Regions from separate parts of the Homo sapiens genome. Here region 1 is linked to region 2. The links are chromatin loops, found by intact Hi-C in ENCODE. Cell type or tissue: ovary. All regions are shown on one strand. Each heading gives the region's core, and the rest is flanking DNA. Links, peaks and the distances in the headings are about the cores only.

Evidence for each region. Peaks named below come from ENCODE experiments on the same cell type or tissue, not always from the same donor. Only the 100,000 strongest peaks of a DNase experiment are listed, where the experiment ranks them.
Region 1: a loop joins it to region 2, with 2.7 times the contacts of the local background. A loop is called at or near these places in 3 of 110 quality-filtered maps.

Annotation. Positions count from the first base shown.
Region 1 is chr11:68,708,496-68,716,827 of GRCh38, forward strand. It overlaps TESMIN (testis expressed metallothionein like protein), which reads right to left. Exons shown (of 10, transcript NM_004923.3): 7 at 7,342-7,444; 8 at 4,775-4,912; 9 at 2,379-2,554; 10 at 1-5. Among named protein-coding and RNA genes, the nearest start is that of GAL, 28 kb to the left of the region's middle. RefSeq lists an enhancer at 3,795-4,295. In ovary, for the core only: no CTCF peak of the experiment used is centred there; a DNase peak (open chromatin) is centred at 4,409.
Region 2 is chr11:68,640,778-68,649,109 of GRCh38, forward strand. No RefSeq gene overlaps it. Among named protein-coding and RNA genes, the nearest start is that of GAL, 40 kb to the right of the region's middle. In ovary, for the core only: no CTCF peak of the experiment used is centred there; no DNase peak of the experiment used is centred there.

The sequences.
Region 1 (8,332 bases), core at 157-8,156, 68 kb after region 2:
GCCGCCTGTCAGAAACAGAGCAGTTAAAGGCCGCTCAACAGTGCACCATTTCTACCTACAGTACTATTTATATTCAACAGAACATTGCTTGTCCATGCTATTTTAAAGAACATCATCCACTAAAATCTAACGTTGTCTTCCTCATACTGGAAACTATTAGGCTGGGCACAGTGGTCTGTAATCCCAGCACCTTGGGAGGCCAAGGCAGGAGGATGGTCTGAAGCCAGGAGTTTGAGACCAGCCTGGGCAACAAAGTGAGACCCTTTTTTTTTTTTTGATACTGAGTCCTGCTCTGTTGCCAGGCTGGAGTGCAATGGCACGATCTCGGCTCACTGCAACCTCCAACTCCCTGGTTCAAGTGATTCTCCTGCCTCAGCCTCCTGAGTAGCTGGGATCACAGGCATGCACCACCACACCTGGCTAATTTTTGTATTTTTAGTAGAGACAGGGTTTTGCCATGTTGGCCAGGATGGTCTCGATCTCCTGACCTCATGATCTGCCCTCCTCGGCCTCTCAAAGTGTTAGGATTACAGGCGTGAGCCACCACACCCGGCGGAGACCCTGTCTTAAAAAAAAAAAAAAAGAAAGAAAAGAAAAGAAAGAAAGGATTAACTGGTTTTAGAAGAATAACACAGAGGACAAGTAAATCTGTCCGTTTTTGACATGCCTCTCATGGCGGGTTTGAAATTTCCTCAAAATTAGATTCACTGACGAACCCAGAGGATCCCGGGCTACAGTGTCAAGCACGTGGGCCAGGCAGGAAATTGCAGAAGCAGGACTCTTGGCTGAGGCAGGGCACGGGGACAAGCCGAGCAGCTTTGCTCTGAGTCCTGTCCACGCTGGGTGTCTGCCTGTCCTCCCCGCAGGCCCACGTGCAGCCAGAGAAGGCCAAGGTTCTGAGGACTCGCCTGTCAAACCTTGGGGTCCTGCTGTCAGGACAGCCTTCCCCATCAATGCCGCTTGGAGCTGTGAAAGAGGTTCTGGAAGACAAGTTGAACCGCATCACATAGCGCCAGCTATTCTCCCCACTGAGCTCAGGGGGCAACTGTGGCTTAGCTAGATAGCAACCCAGGTGGCGCTAAGTCGAAAAATTTTCAGGAAAGCTTTATAAAACATTAAAAAGTGTTGGATTATAAAAATAAAGCAAAATGTTGGATTAAAGTCTCTCTATAAAGACAATACACGATGACTTTGGTTGAAGAAGAAAAGATAGGGCTGCCCTTGGGAAAAGAAGGGCTGCTAACACTGCAAGACGAGGCTCCAATGTACAGGCCCCCACCGGACTCCACAGAACACACATCCTGCTGCAGGCGATGACATTTTCACACATCACTTCACAGACAATGCAGCCAGGTTTTGGTAAATTTTTACTGATAAAGACCTCTGTGGGTCAGCTGGGTGCGGTGGCTTACGCCTGTAATCTCAGCAGTTTGGGACTCAGAGGTGGATGAATCACAGTTCAGGAGTTCGAGACCAATATGGCGAGACCCCATCTCTACAAAAAGTAGAAAAATCAGCCGGATGTGGTGGTGCGTGCCTGTAGTCCCAGCTACTCAGGAGGCTGAGGTGGGAGGATCACCTGAACCTGGGGAGGTTGAGGCTGCGTGAGCTGTGATCGCACCACTGCACTCCAGCCTGAGCAACTGAGTGAAAGCCCTGGTCTCAAAAAAAAGACCCCTGTAGGTCACAATCATGAGTATTTCTGATATCTCTCTAACCAAATAAGCATGAATTTGGCTTTGCAAAATATTAATTAATGACATCTGGTAGTTTATCATGATATGACCATTACATTGAACTCGAAGTTTTTTTTAAACAAATGAATGGAATCTAATAGATAGTAAAACTATGACTCAACTTTGAGAACTACTAGGATTACAATGTGGCTTCAAAACTGATAAATGCAAAATTATCCAACTAATCCGGATCCACAACTGCTTAGTAAGGAAAACAATCTGGACCAAGTACAGCTCTTTGCTGCCACTTCCCACGATAAAGGATAGGGAGGTACGCACTGTCTTTGCTGCGCTGGGTCGTTGTGGCTCTATATTAACGCAAAGGCAGTGTCAGAACTCTGCTAGCCCTGCTGGTGATCCTGGCAGCAGGGCTCTTTTGTCTGGTACAAAACGGGAGTAACTCAGACAGTGAGGATGAGAAGACAAAGAGGACAAAACAGGTTTCTGCAGCGGGGCCTCTAAGGAAACACAGTGGCCACCCAGGATTAGCCCATGGAGGGAGGAACGACTTCCCTCTGCCCCCAAACACACGCCCGCCCCTGCAGGCTCACACATTCTTTCCAGTGTATAAATTGTCGTTAATTCTCCTCTCAAATTAACCTCTGTTCCCTCTATTAGCAGAGGTTAGTTCAAAGTACCTACCTATCGTGACTGAATCTTGGAAGTCCTGAAAATTTCGTTGGTGGCAGGTAATGGCTGCCTTCCAAACCTCCAGTCTGCATGTAGTTTGGCATGCTCATTAGTGTCTTTCGTTCTGGGCTTTCTTCATAATTTTTGCAACCAATGCATTTGCAAATAGAAGAACACATAATTTGGGCCTGGTAATATAAAATGCTTCAATAAAATTAGGTTGTCTCACAAGTCATCAAAAACTGACAAATTCTATTTGGACCTTAAATAATTCTTCGCGTATATTTGCCCATGACAGAGAGTGTGTGTGTGTCTGTGTGTGTTGAGTGTGAATGTGTGGGTGAGAGCGTGTGTTGAACGTGAGTGTGTGTATGAGTGTGTGTGGGGTGTGTGTGTGTTGAGTGTGAATGTGTAAGAGTGTGTGTGTGTTGAGCGTGTATATGAGTGTGTGTGGGGTGTGTGTGTGTCGAGTGTGCGTGTGTGTGCATGAGTGTATGTGGGGTTTGGGTATGTGTGTGTATATGTGTGAGTGAATGTGAATGTGTGTGTGACTGTGTGTGTTTGAATGTGTGCGTTTGAGAGTGTGTGTGTGTGTGTGACCTGCAGTTTTCATCAAGTGCTGCTGTTGTGGAGATGCCATAGTCCTGCTGCTGACAGAGTGGAGGCCGAGTGTATGGGTGTGAGTCCCAAGCAGAGAGAGGGTGTTGCTCTCCCTTCTCTACCCGGGAGCCAGCAGGCTGCTTCTTTGACTTGTTTTGAAGAAAGCCTGCCTTAGCTGATTATAAAACTCTAGCTTATGGTTCTCTTTCAGCATGTGAGGCTATTATGCTGGTTCTATGGGTGCAGAGAATGTACAAGAGAGTAGAATTCGAAATCTGCCTGAGAGCAGGCCTGTGGCTGGGAGCTGTCAGGGGAGACCTCTCCTGCTGCCTTGTGGGTGGATTTTGTTTCAAGCTTTTCCTGGCAATGTGATGCTGAGGGGGCCGGCATGTCCCATCTGTACCCAGCAAGCCCCCTCTTGCCCCCTCATGCCAAATTCTTGCTCATGTGGGCCCCAGGGGCTGACCAAGAGCTGGCACTGCCAATCACTATGGTTTTTGGCTTTCTCTTTCCTTCAGCCCCCCGGGGATTTCCCTCTGTTCTTTCCAGCTGAGAGATGCATCTTCAGGGGGATGCGTTCTGTTTCATCTGCACCTCTGGGTGTTTTGAAGCAGGAGGCTTTATAGAGTTTCTAGTCTACACGAATGCCAGAGACTAAAGGGCAGTGCTATCCCTTTCCTCTGAGCCTGCACATTCTGTGGGCTGTGCCCAGCATAGGCTCTGCCTTGGGGAAGTGGGCTGAGCCACAGTTCCATGGCAGCCAGTGAAGGTGTTTTGCAGGACAGAGGAGCTGCTGTGGGTGCGATTGGAAGTGGTTCCTCGGGGGTGATGTCAGTCCCATTTCAACTGTGCATCTCTGTCGTGTTTTGACTGTGTTTTCCACATCCGAGCTGGGGAGTGTGGGGTCCACCTTCCCAGGTCTTTCAGTGCATGTCTCCAGAATCAGGTGGACTGTTCTCAAGCCCAACCCTCTGTGACAGACAGCCTTTGAAAAGTATAATTCACAGGAACCCCCAAAAGACCTCAAGCAAACCAAAACAGAGGTTTGTAAGGAAGGTTTGCTCGGCTGTTCCCCTGATAGGGCCTAAGGGTTCCCTCACTTTCTCTTTCCTCCTTTCCCTCAACACAAAGGAAAAGAGAAATAGCAAAGAGAGGTGAAACTGCGACAGCACTGAAGGGGAAAGTGGGTCCTCATTAATCTTTGGGAAAAGAAAAAGCTTTTGTCCAGGCCGTGATCTGCAGCTTGCTTTGTTAGCCTCTCTCCATTGGCTTAGGCTGGCTGTCCATTCTGGTCTCTGATGGGGCTGTGAGCCAGGGAGGAGCTACCCTTGGTCAAAGCACCAGGTGAATGGATGTCTGGGGACAAGCGCCACAGGGACTTGGAACTGACTGAGACTTTGAGGCCAAACTGTCCCCCACGGCCCCACCTAGAGCACCTGGGCTTTGCTCAGGGAGGAAGAGGCGCGGCTGCCCTCCGGGAGCTTCCACCCTGTTGGAGGACCAGCGTGGATCAGTGGCCACAGAGGGACAAAGCCACGCAGAGGGCACCCTCACTGGGTACTCAGGGCTGGGCTCAGGGGAAGCAACATGCTCCAAAAGGAGCCCTCAGCAAATTGACCCGGTTCACAAAGCTCAGCTGTATTTGGGAAATTAATTCAGATTGATGTAAGTGTCCTTCTAGAAACTCTGGAAGAAAAAAATAATTATATTTATCTTTTTAAATTACAGCAAAGTTTTTTTAACCACAAAAGTTACTCAACATATTTACCTGTGTTTTTTGTTAGTGAGTTAGGGAGCTGGGCACTAACCTCATAGCACTCGCAGTAATTCTTCAGGCAGCCTGACCTCCTGCAGTTGCACCCTTTGTTGTGCTGGGGCTTGACATTGCCCAATTGGCCCTTCCCAATTTTTGGCTGGAAAGCTTCTGGATTTCTACCAAGACATGCCTAGGGTAGAATGGGAAGCTCCATCAGGATGGATTTTATCATTTAAAACTCAGCTCAATGAAGGGCATCTCATTTGAATCTGATTGTTGTAAAAGATGCCACAATAAACAGAGTCTCTTGACATGGTTCAGAAGGTGCAGCCCCTTCTTGTTTGATTTCCATTTGTTTCCATACACAAAAAGATATATTGTAGCTAAGGTTTCTTCATGTTTTGTTTTCTGAGTTTCCAAGTCTTACATATTTACTGTAAAAAAATAATAGATGGTAAAGATGCAAAGAAAATCATTATTTCCGTGTGGACACATTTCCATCCAGCATTTCTGGGGCCCTCTTTCCTAAGATGGTTGAGACCGTGGACCATACTAGCAGCTCACACTGCCTGATCACAACTCAACACACCATGTGCCAGGCTTCTTTCCATGGGATTTATATATACATGCCCTCTCATTTAATCCTCAGCAACTAACGTATGATTGTTTTATACCCGGAGAAACCCAGGCACCGAGAGGTTAAATAACTGCTGGTAAGTGGCGAGATCCTGATTCAAAGTCCCTGTGCTGACTTCAAAGCAGGTCTCAACCGCTGGGCCATGCCTTTCCCAAGCAATACACACGATATGTTATCCAGGTCTATTTGTTGTCCCTTTTTAATCTATCTATACACACAAATACATACATATCTTTACATACAAAACAATTCAACGCTCTTTGTAAAAATTCAAATACAGAGGTCACAGTGGAAGTCTGTGGCCTCCGTTCCGCTTCCTGGGGTTGACATTTGGAATCGGTGCTGTCCAGCAGCACGGCCCCTAGCACAGGGCCATCGCTACAGAATGTGCTGCTGGACAGCCCCAGCCTGCGGTGCGCGGCTTTAGGCATTTTCACGGATCACTGAAGTGTGACAGGCAGTGGAGGCACACATCTGCAGCTGTGGCATGATGATCTTGTGCATGTGTGCACACCTGTGTACCTGTGCACACCTGTGTACCTGCTACCAAGGTCAAGTTAGAGGACAGGCGGCCCCACAGGTTGCCTTGTGACTCCTCCTCAGCGGTGCACCCCCGCGGGGAATGCTCTTCAGACATAGAGGGCTTTAGGTTTGCCTATGCTGGTGCCTCAGGTAAGTGGAATCCCACAGCTTGTACTCCCGTGTCGGCTGCCTCCCTCAGATAACAACTAGGAGGTCCGTCCGCACTGCTGCGCTTAGCTGTAGCTCCTGCTTTTCATCAATGCATCAATTCATCCATTCTACCACGGATGGACATTTGGGCTGTTTCCAGTGCCTGGCTACTCTGAATGAAGCTGCTGTGAACATTCCCGTACAAATCTCCCAGTGGACATTGGCGCTTGCTTCTATTGGCTATATTTGTAGGAAGGAAATGGCTGGATCATAGCATACACAAAGGTTTAGTTTTGGTAGCTATTGTCAAACAGTTTCCCGAAGTGGTTGTGCCCCTTTATATGCCTATCAGCAATGTATGAAAATTCCAACCCTTTTTGTTTTTACAGTTTTAACTGTAGATAGTATTCTTTATCCCTAAATAAAATGTACTAAAGTTTACATGCGTGACAATTTTCTTCTGTCCTATGGCTCTGGCTATATCAAAATTGGTTAGATATTTCAAGTCATTTATCCATAATTCAAGAGGAGAATTAAATTATTTTAGAAAACAATGCAGAGAGCAGCCACACCCTTATAATTGTGTTCTATTTGCACAGGACATTCTCAGGTCTACAGTCAATGGCTCTCAATTTCCCTTCGTGAATGAGTGGGCACCGGAAGTGTCTCCCTGGAGTAGGTTGACAGCCTTGAGCCTAACTGTCCCTCCTTTATCCCTGATTATCTTTTGTGCCTAAAGAAAGGGATAAAAGCTGCAAGCTCCTGTGTTTAGCCTTCAGCAGAGTGGCCATCGGGGGCATCAAAGTAACCTTTTGCGTCTCTGGGAAAACCTAGATTCTTCTCTTTTTCTGGAAGCTGAGGGGTGAAATTTAAATTGTTAAATTTTACAATTGAAAATGTAGGCTGCCTGATCACTTTCCCCTAGCCTTCTCACGCAGTGGACTGTCTACACCTTTGCGGCTACACTGCTCCAGCTCATGCTTATCTGCTATGTAAGATGACCCCAAATGTCTAAACTCCAAGATAAAGTGGACATTCGCATGTTCTTGAATCAGAACCTTCCTAGACTGCTGCATCTCTGAAGCCTTCCCACATAATAAAAGGGAAAAGGCCTTTCTCTGCCTACCACTTTTACAACAGCCGCTTGTCGTGGTTCAATACCCCCACCGGCAGGAATCAAGTTGTATTCAATGTAAATTCTTCAAAACTGTGGGTTTTTTCCAATGAGGAATCTCTGAAGGTGATTTTATGAACATCTCAAACAGTTTGAAATGCTTTTAAAATGCATACATTTAATGGACATTTATTACCTTAATGGCTTTAAACCGTTCAATATCATGATGCAAGTTGTTGCAACAATTATTACAATTGCAGTTGTTGCAAAAGTCCCCACTGGCAAAGCAGTCACAGTACCTGTGAAGGAAAGGACAGAGTGAGTGGCAGGCACAGACGGCACAGTGAGTAGTGAAAAGAAGAGCACACACGTGTAAGGAAAGAGCGGGCAGTGTGCTGCAGTCAGAACACTGAACACTTTCATAGACGGCTCAGACTCCTTTTATATGAGAACTAGATCAACTAGGATAATGCTCACCAGTGACTAACACAGAAGGGAGTAAAACTAGTTAAAACCATTTGTTTCATAATATAGGATTTTGCAAAGCAAAACAATTTCCTGTCAAATCCATTGCATCAATCAATCCTCCCTGGCCCCTAATTGCCCTCCGCCATTTTCCCAGGAGCGCAATAAGTTTGGTGGGCAGAAACATCAAGTAATGAAGAGCTGTCCCCATCAACTTCCCCAGTCCATCCAACATGACTGAAGGTGTGTTCACTTCTTCACCAGACCTTGACTTTGAGTGAAAACTAATGGGACCCAGAGGTGGAACCTGGCCTAGGCCTTAACTCGCTTTCATTCTGTGAGGGGGAAGTGAATGGCAGAGGAAAGGAATGGATGAGGCGGCTGCAGTCACACCTCTTGGTTGTAATGCGAGGGTTGTTCGAGAATCCTGAGTCTAGTGAGGCCCTTGGAGTGGACACCACCATGCCCTGTGACTCCTGGGGCCACACAGGTGGGTGGCAGTGCTGTGGATTGGCTCTGAGGGCTTCCTGGGAGAGCCGCCAGTGCTGGCAGCCAGTCTCCCTCCCAAGGTCTTGTAAGACGCCTGCTCCTGCATTGTAAGGCAGAGAGGTGTTTACAGGCACGCGCTTTACCCTTACTGGGATGGGCAAGGGCGACGCTCTCCTTAACTCATGTGAAAATGTAGCATCAAGGCAAGGACTCCTACTGTGCCACCTATGACC
Region 2 (8,332 bases), core at 197-8,196:
CTTCTAGGTAGGAGTTTGTCTTTCCTGGCTCCAGGGCCTCAGTTGGCATCACTGTCCAAGCGCTTAAGGAATGTCCTGTTCATCGGCGTAGAAGGGCTCACAACATCACTTCTGATCAGGGAAGCCACTTTGCAGTGAAGGAGATGTGGGAAAGGGTCTGTGTCCCTAGGATCTACTCATTGCGTCTCATTGTTCGGAAGCTGCTGGACTGGCTGGGTGTTGGAGTGGCCTCCCACACGGAGAGCTGAAGCAATGCCCTGTAACTACAGGCCCCGTCATCCCGGATGGCATGGGGACATTGAGTCAGAGGCCTTCATATGGCACTGTGTTCTCAGCAGAAAGCACACATAGGTCTGGGAGCTGAGGGGTGGGAGCAGGGCGGCCCACTCAGCATCACTCCTGGTCACCCCTGTTTGTGTTTTCCATCTCCCCAGTCTTGGCTCTGCAAGGTTAGCGGTTCTGGTTCCAAAGGAGGTGTTTGCTTGCCAGAGGACAGAACTACAAGCTGTAGCTTCCACCAGGGTACTGCAGGCTCCTTTTGGCCCAGCCAGCAAGCCGTAAGAGGAGCCACCCTCTTAGTGGGGGTGGCTGGCCCTGAGCAGCAGGGGGACATGGGGGCTGCTGTCACCTGAGAGCAGGCGGCAGAGAGGAATACATGTGGGACTCAGACACCCGACGTGGGCAGGTGCTTCTTGGCACCCCCTCTTCCGATTATGACCGGAAATGGATCTGAATAGCAACTCTGACCCCAAAAGGGCATGGTTAGCAGGGACTCACAGGGGCTCACAGTCTTCAGGAACATAGGGCTTGGGTCCAGCCACCAGATGCACCTGATGCCAACAGGAGACAGCTGAGCGCCAGGGCAATTTAGAACAGAAAGTAGAGGCGGGGACAAGAGGGACCACTGTGTTCCCAGATGAACGCAGTTGGCTATGGGGCTGTCATTTTTTCCATTAATTTCCCTCTTCTAAATACACAGAGAGAGGGGCCCTGGAAGGGTGGTTTCCCACATGTGTGGAAAAGGGGATCCGGCCAGTGCAAGGGCGGATAATGGCAGACACAGGGTAGAATCAGACCTCCTTAGACAGAGGATGCTCTGCCCAGCAGCTGCGAGGCATGTGGTCAGGGGCAGCCCCCAGCTGCCAGCTCCCCCAGGGTTTGCCTTCCCAGCTCAGCACAGCCAGGGACTGAGCAAGGCAGCAGGACCAAGGTCACTCTCTTATGGGGCGCTCCCCCCAAGTGCTAAGCCCAGCCATCTCAGGCCAGCACGGGGCTGTTCTGCTGGCCAGCCTTCACCCTGCACTCCTGGCTGGGCGGGGAGCCTTTCTCGGATCTGAGTTGTGGATTGCAGCATCCCTGCCCGACCCTTCTCCCCAACGAAGCTTCGCACTGCCAACGCCGTCCGCGAATTTCCACGGCACATCAAAGAGGGCAAAAAATGAGGGGAAGGAGGGCAAAGAACACAGAGACAGTGGGCGGCGGGTCCAGACCCACATCTGTGTAACTGAATTCACTTCATTAGATATAAATGGAGGCCGGGCATGGTGGCTCACACCTGTCATCCCAGCATTTTGGGAGGCTGAGGCGGGCAGATCACCTGAGGTCAGGAGTTCAAGACCAGCCTGGCCAACATGGCAAAACCCCGTCTCTACTAAAAATACAAAATTAGCCAGGCGTGGTGGCAGGGGCACCTGTAATCCCAGATACTCAGGAGGCTAAGACAGGAGAATTGCTTGAACCCAGGAGGCAGAGGTTGCAGTGAGCCCATATTGCACCACTGCACTCCAGCCTGGGTGAGAGTGAGACTCCATCTCAAAATATATATATATAGACAAAATGCTCCAATTAAAAACAAATATTGTAACATTGAGTAAAATATTATATTCGATCGTATGCTACTTATAAGAGACACGCACATAGAAAGTCACAGAAGGGCTGAAGGGGACTGAAATCATACGCCACGAAGATGCTAAATGAGCAGAGCTGATGTGGCACTATTAACTACTGACACCAAAGGAGGCTGCGAGGGAAGAAGAGTTACCAGAGTAAAATACAGACATTTCATCAGCATTAAGAGGGCCAGTCCACCTGGACCATGTAACAGTTCTAAATGTGTGTACACCTAATAAACCTGGTCTTAGAACACAAAGCAAAATCTTACAGATGTAAAAGGAGTGGGAAATTAGGATGTAGACATCTGGGTGAGGGCCATTATCCTGCCTACAACCTATGGGTTAGTTTTCTCAGATGTAAATCATACCACAGCCAGGCATGGTGGCTCATGCCTGTAGTCCCAGCTACTTGGGAGGCTGAGGTGGGAGGATTGCTTGTGCCCAGGAGTCGGAGGCTGCAGTGAGTCGTGATCATGCCACTGCACTCCAGCCTGGGCAACAGAGCGAGACCCTGACCCTAAAAATAAGTAAATGATAAATAAATAAAATCATACCACAGTAAAATTGATCTTCTCTTTTTCAAAGTGACCGAAATCCTCTTGGAAATGTAGAAACACTCCTTGATAATCTTTGCCATGAAATGAAAGCTACCAACTCTCTCGGAAGCATTAAGAAGAAGCACACTTCTTCACAAAGTAGACAGCACACGGCAGAGTGGGGGCCAGAAGACGTGGCTCACCTCAATGCCTGCCTTGTTCTAGAATTTTTTTTTTTTTTTGAGTAACAGCTCTTCATTTTAAGAAACTGGAAAAAGAACAACAAAATATACCAAAAGAAACTCAGAAAAAAGATAAGATACAAAGATAAAAAGCTGCAAATGTGGAAAGAATAAAGTGAGACATTATAGAACAGCTTTGAAAGCTGCATACAGGTATTTAAGGCTGTATGCACCCTGATGCACAGCAGCGTTATTCATCGGGCAAAAAAAACCCATCAAACCATGAAACAAAAACACCCACCGCCTGGGGAGCACTGGATGCCGCGGAGTTTTATGCAGCTTTTAAAAAGAATGATTTGAACGTCTGGTTAAGGTGGCGCTGTGCATTCACACTTCGGCCCTTCGTCTCCACAGACAAGATAAACACAGCACATTCGACATGGCCCGGAGGAATGATCCATGGCCTCGACAAAGAGAAAACTAAGAAGACATTGCTGGGCTCAGAAGGAAAGTAAACATCTCCCAGGACCAGATGTGGAGTAGATGGGAGTTGGAGAGAAGCTGAAGCCCAGGCCCAGCACCAGGCTGGGGGCCCAGGTGCTACGGAGGTCCCAGCCATTAACAGAGCTTCGTGCAGGTGGGCAGCTGGAGCCAGGGGGGCTCACTCTCTTGTGAAACAGGCAGAAAAACAGGCCAAACTCTGCTGGGGGCTGCAGCCTTTAGGGAGCAGCTGGTCTCCCGAGGCAAAAGGACACACACGTTGTGGAGGCCAGGAACTGGACCAGCCTGTCGGGGGCTTGGTAACTCCATCCAGAACATCCTCAGGGTCTCCACAAGGCAGACACAGCACAGTACCACAGGAGATGGCTGGGACAAAGAACCAGGAGCTGGAGGGGTGAGGCGGTAGGGGGGCAGCAATCCTGAAACAATGAGAACAGGGAAGAGAAAGAAAAGTCATACCAGCTCGGAAGAGCTTGCAAACCGATGTTCCAAAACACGCCCAGAATTCTAATGTTCACAAAGTTATCCAGTCAATAATTAGAATCCACTGCAGATGAAATTAATTTTGTAGAATAGTCTGATAAAGACTAAAATAAATGTGCTTGGAAGGCTCAAGGAGAGAAATGAAGAAACCTAGAACTGAAGATACGGTTCCCCAAACAGGAAGGAAGGAAAGAAGGAAGGAAGGAAGGAAAGAAGGAAGGAAGGAAAGAAGGAAGGAAAGAAGGAAGGAAGGAAAGAAGGAAGGAAGGAAAGAAGGAAGGAAGGAAGGAAAGAAGGAAGGAAGGAAGGAAAGAAGGAAGGAAGGAAAGAAGGAAGGAAGTAAGGAAAGAAGGAAGGAAAGAAAGGAAGGAAAGGAAGGAAGGAAGGAAAGAAGGAAGGAAGGAAAGAAGGAAGGAAAGAAGGAAGGAAGGAAAGAAGGAAGGAAAGAAGGAAGGAAAACAAAAAGCTTAAAAAGAACCAATTAGAAATCTTGAAAATAAAAAATGGTCACTGAAATAAAAAACGCGCCTCAATAGACAGGCTAAACTCTAGACTAGACATAGGTGGAGAGCTGATGAATTGGAAGCCAGTGCTGAGAAATTCAGCCAGAACCCTGCATAAAGAGAAAAAAGTTCTGAGAGGAGGGAAGGGCTGCTACGCAGTCTGAGGAGAGATCCAGAAGACCATGGAGAAGCAGTATTTGAAAAAATATTAGCCCTGAATTTTGCAGAATTAGGGAAAGGCATGACTCCTCAGCTTGAAGCTGGGGTTTGAATACAAAGTAGGATAAAGGATAGTCTCAACCCTTGCCCAGTTGTCACTGGATATCAGAGACAAAATGCCATTTTCCAGAAAGTGTGTAAAACGTGGTCTCATTAAAGAAAGAACAAGTGAGCACAGGGCACATCCTCCGGAAGATTCTATGATGGTGTGAGCCTGGGGTGAGCACAGAACACACGGCAGGTGGTTCGTCTGGGTTCCTAGGGGAGGACGGCAGGGCTGGAGGGGACCCAAAACAAAGCCCAGAAGCCGCCCAACCATGTGAAATCATGAAATGTGGTAACTACTTAAAAATGTGGGCCAGGCGCAGTGGCTCACACCTGTAATCCCAGCACTTTGGAAGGCCAGGGTGGGCAGATCATGAGGTTAGGAGTTCGAGACCAACCTGGCCAATATGGTGAAACACCATCTCTACTAAAAATACAAAAATTAGCCAGGTGTAGTGGCAGGTGCCTGTAATCCCAGCTACTCGGGGAGGCTGAGGCAGCAGAATTGCTTGAACCTGGGAGGCAGAGGTTGCAGTGAGCTGAGATTGCGCCATTGCACCCCAGCCTGGGTGACAGAGCGAGATTCTGTCTCAAAAAAAAAAAAAAAAAAGTGTAGTTACAGCTGGGCATGGTGGCTCATGCCTGTAATCTCAGCACTTTGTGAAGCTGAGGCGGGTGGATCACTTGAGGTCAGGAGTTCAAGACCAGCCTGGCCAACATGGCAAAACTCCATCGCTACTAAAAATACAAGCATTAGCCAGGTGGGGTGGTATTAGCCTGTAGTCCCAGCTACTCATGAGGCTGAAGCAGGAGAATCGCTTGAACCCAGGAGGTGAAGGTTGCAGTGAGCCAAGATTAGACCGCTGCACTTCAGCCTGGGCCACAGAGCAAGACTCTGTCTCAAAACAAACAAACAAAAAAACAAAGTGTAGTTACTGAAACATCAAGTATCGGCATACTTTCTTTAGCATCTCTTGCAGTGAAAATCAGCTGGAAAAGAATTCTCCCAGCTTTTGTTTACCTGAAAAGGTCTTTCTTTGGCTTTCATTTTTGTAGAACAGTTTCACTGGAAATAATCATGATGACAGCTTTCATTTTCTTCCGGCACTTTGCATATGTTGTTTCATTTTCCTCCAGGCACATATTGTTGTTCCCCTGTATATAATGTATTGTTTTTATTCTCTTGCAGTTTTCAAGCTTCTCTGTTTGTCGTTGGGTTTTAGTAGCTTGTCTACGATGTGTCGAGGTTTTTGTCTGTTTGCTTTATCTGACTTGAGGTTCACTGAGCTTCCCGAATCTTCAAGTTAATGTTTTTAATCAAATCTGGGAAATTTTAAGCCATTATTTCATCAAATATATGTATTTTTCCTTTCTTTTCTTCTCTCCTCTCCTTCTGGGATTCCAATTACATGCATGTTGGACTGCTTGATACAGTCTTGTGGGTCTCTCAGGATATATTTCTTTTTCTTGGTAAAAAATGAAGTCTTTTTTCTCTATGTTCTTTGCATTAAATACATTTTATTGACCTATCTTCAAGGTCATGGATTTTTTCTCCTACTGTCTCCAATAAGCTATTGAGCCTATCCAGTGAAATTTTTATTTCTGTTGTTTTAATTTTCAGCTTGAAGAATTTCCATTTGATTCTTTTTTGTAGCTTCCATTTCTTTGTTGAGGTTCCCCTCTGTTTATTCATTAAGACTATATTTTACTTTAATTATCTGATCATATTTAAAATAGCAGCTTTGAAGTCTTTGTCTATGAAATCTAACCTTTGGGTCCATTCAGAATCCACTTCTATTCACTGTCTTTTTCCTAAATATGGATCATACATTCTTGTTTCTTTGTATGTCTAGTTATTTTTTGTTGGTAACTGGACATTGTAGGTAGTATTTTGTAGCAACTTTGGATTCTGTTATGTTCTTCTGAAGATTGTTGGGTTTTGTTCCAGTAGGCAGTTAACTTGCTTGATCTGAAACTGTAGAGTCTGCCTCCTCCACAGTGTGTAGTGGCTGATGTCTCTGCTCAGCTTTTCAACTTCCAGCTGTAGTCTTTGTAGCCAACCCTTTGCACCCGTATGCTCAATATTTAGCCAAGGATTTGAGCAGAGTTTATGTTCAGATTTGGCAGCTCACCCTCTCTGTAGTTCCCTTGCTTTGGGGGTTCACCCTTAATTTTCCAGCTGCTCAGCCAGCCCTACACTTTGTCTTCTGACACCTCAAACCAATAAGGATTCAACTTTCTGCCATGCATGCTGTGCATGATTTGGGGAATACATGCACTCAAAGGAGCAGAAAACTCACGAATATCACCTAGTCCTCTTATATCTTTCAGGGTAGACTCCTCTCTCATATCTCCCTCATTTTTCACCAAGCTTCCTCAAGTCTCTGATACGTGTTTGTAGTTTGATGGCCATCCAAGGATTGGGGCAGAGTTTAGACTCAGATTTGGGTCTCACCCCTTCTACAGCTCTCTTGTTTCAGGATTTCTTCCCTACATTTCCAGCTCCTCTGCCAGCCTTGTCCTCTGTATTCTCCCACCTTGAGCTTGGAAGACTGTGGCGCCATGGCCATGACTGTGGGGTTAGGAGCGTGCTGAGGCAAAGGGCTGGCCTTTAATTGCCTGCATCAGGTCATCATTGGCTGTGATTTCCGTCAGCTGAGGGCACTTCTGTATTGAGGGGAAAGCAGTGAGAGGTTAACAGCCAATGTTCACAGCAGCTGGGGGCTAGGGTGTACTAGGCTGGTCTAGGAGATTTGGGCAGGTACCAGTGGTAGTGAGAAAGAGTCCGTTCCAACTCTGCTTTGGAGATAAGTTGGGGCCAATTGCCCTGAAATTAGATTCCTCCAAAGAATCTCTGCTATGTGCCCCACTCGTGACCCTCCTTTCTGCTTGCCTCCTGACATATTCTTTGTTTTTTTTTTTCTGGAGACAAAGTCTTGCTTTGTCACCTAGGTTGGAGTGCCGTGGCCCCATCTTGGCTCACTTCAGCCCCTGCCTCCTGAATTCAAGCAATTCTCATGCCTCAGCCTTCCAAGTAGCTGGGATTACAGGCACACACCACCATGCCCGGCTAATTTTTGTATTTTTAGTAGAGATGGGGTTTCACCATGTTGGCCAGGCTGGTCCCTAACTCCTGACCTCAAGTGATCCATGCACCTTGGCCTCCCAAATTGCTGAGATTATAGGTATGAGCCAACACGCCCGGCCCTCCTGACATGTTCTTTTTAAACCAAGAGGGAAACTGAAGTTTTCTCTCTGAGAACCCACACCTCTGCTTCTGGGTCCCTGGGGCTGAGGGATCACTATGAAAAGCTTTATTTCAGGGGATCTGACTTCTCAGCCCCATCAGTCCCATGAACTTTTGCCAACGTCCTTTCTCAGGAATGAAATTAAGCACCCAGGTTTTGTTTCACATAATTCAGCCAGACCCTGCCCCTGCCCCCAAGGGCTTCCTCTGCTCCTGGATGGAGAGAAGATACACAGAGAAAGCACCCAGATGAGTGGCTTCCTTGATGGGGATTTAAAATATTTTATTTTCATAGAATTTCTAGTGCCATAAAAAGGTATATATTTGATTGTTTTGCTTTAATTAATTTATTTATTTATTTTTGAGACAGTCTCACACTGTCGCCCAGGCTGGAGTACAGTGGTGCGATCTCGGCTCACTACAACCTCTGCCTCCCAGGTTCAAGTGATTCTCCTGCCTCAGCCTCCTGAGTAGCTGGGTTACAGGTGCACACCACCACGCCTGGCTAATTTTGTGTTTTCAGTAGAGATGGGGTTTCACCGTGTTGGCCCGGCTGGTCTTGAACTCCTGACCTCAAGTGATCCACCCCCCTCGGCCTCCCAAAGTGCTGGGATTACAGGTGTGACCCACCGTGCTCAGCTTTTGCTTCCTTTTAAAAAGCATTTTGGATTTTAGGGTCTTTCTTTTTCTATCGTGGTATTTCTCCAGTGGAGCCCCCCCTCTG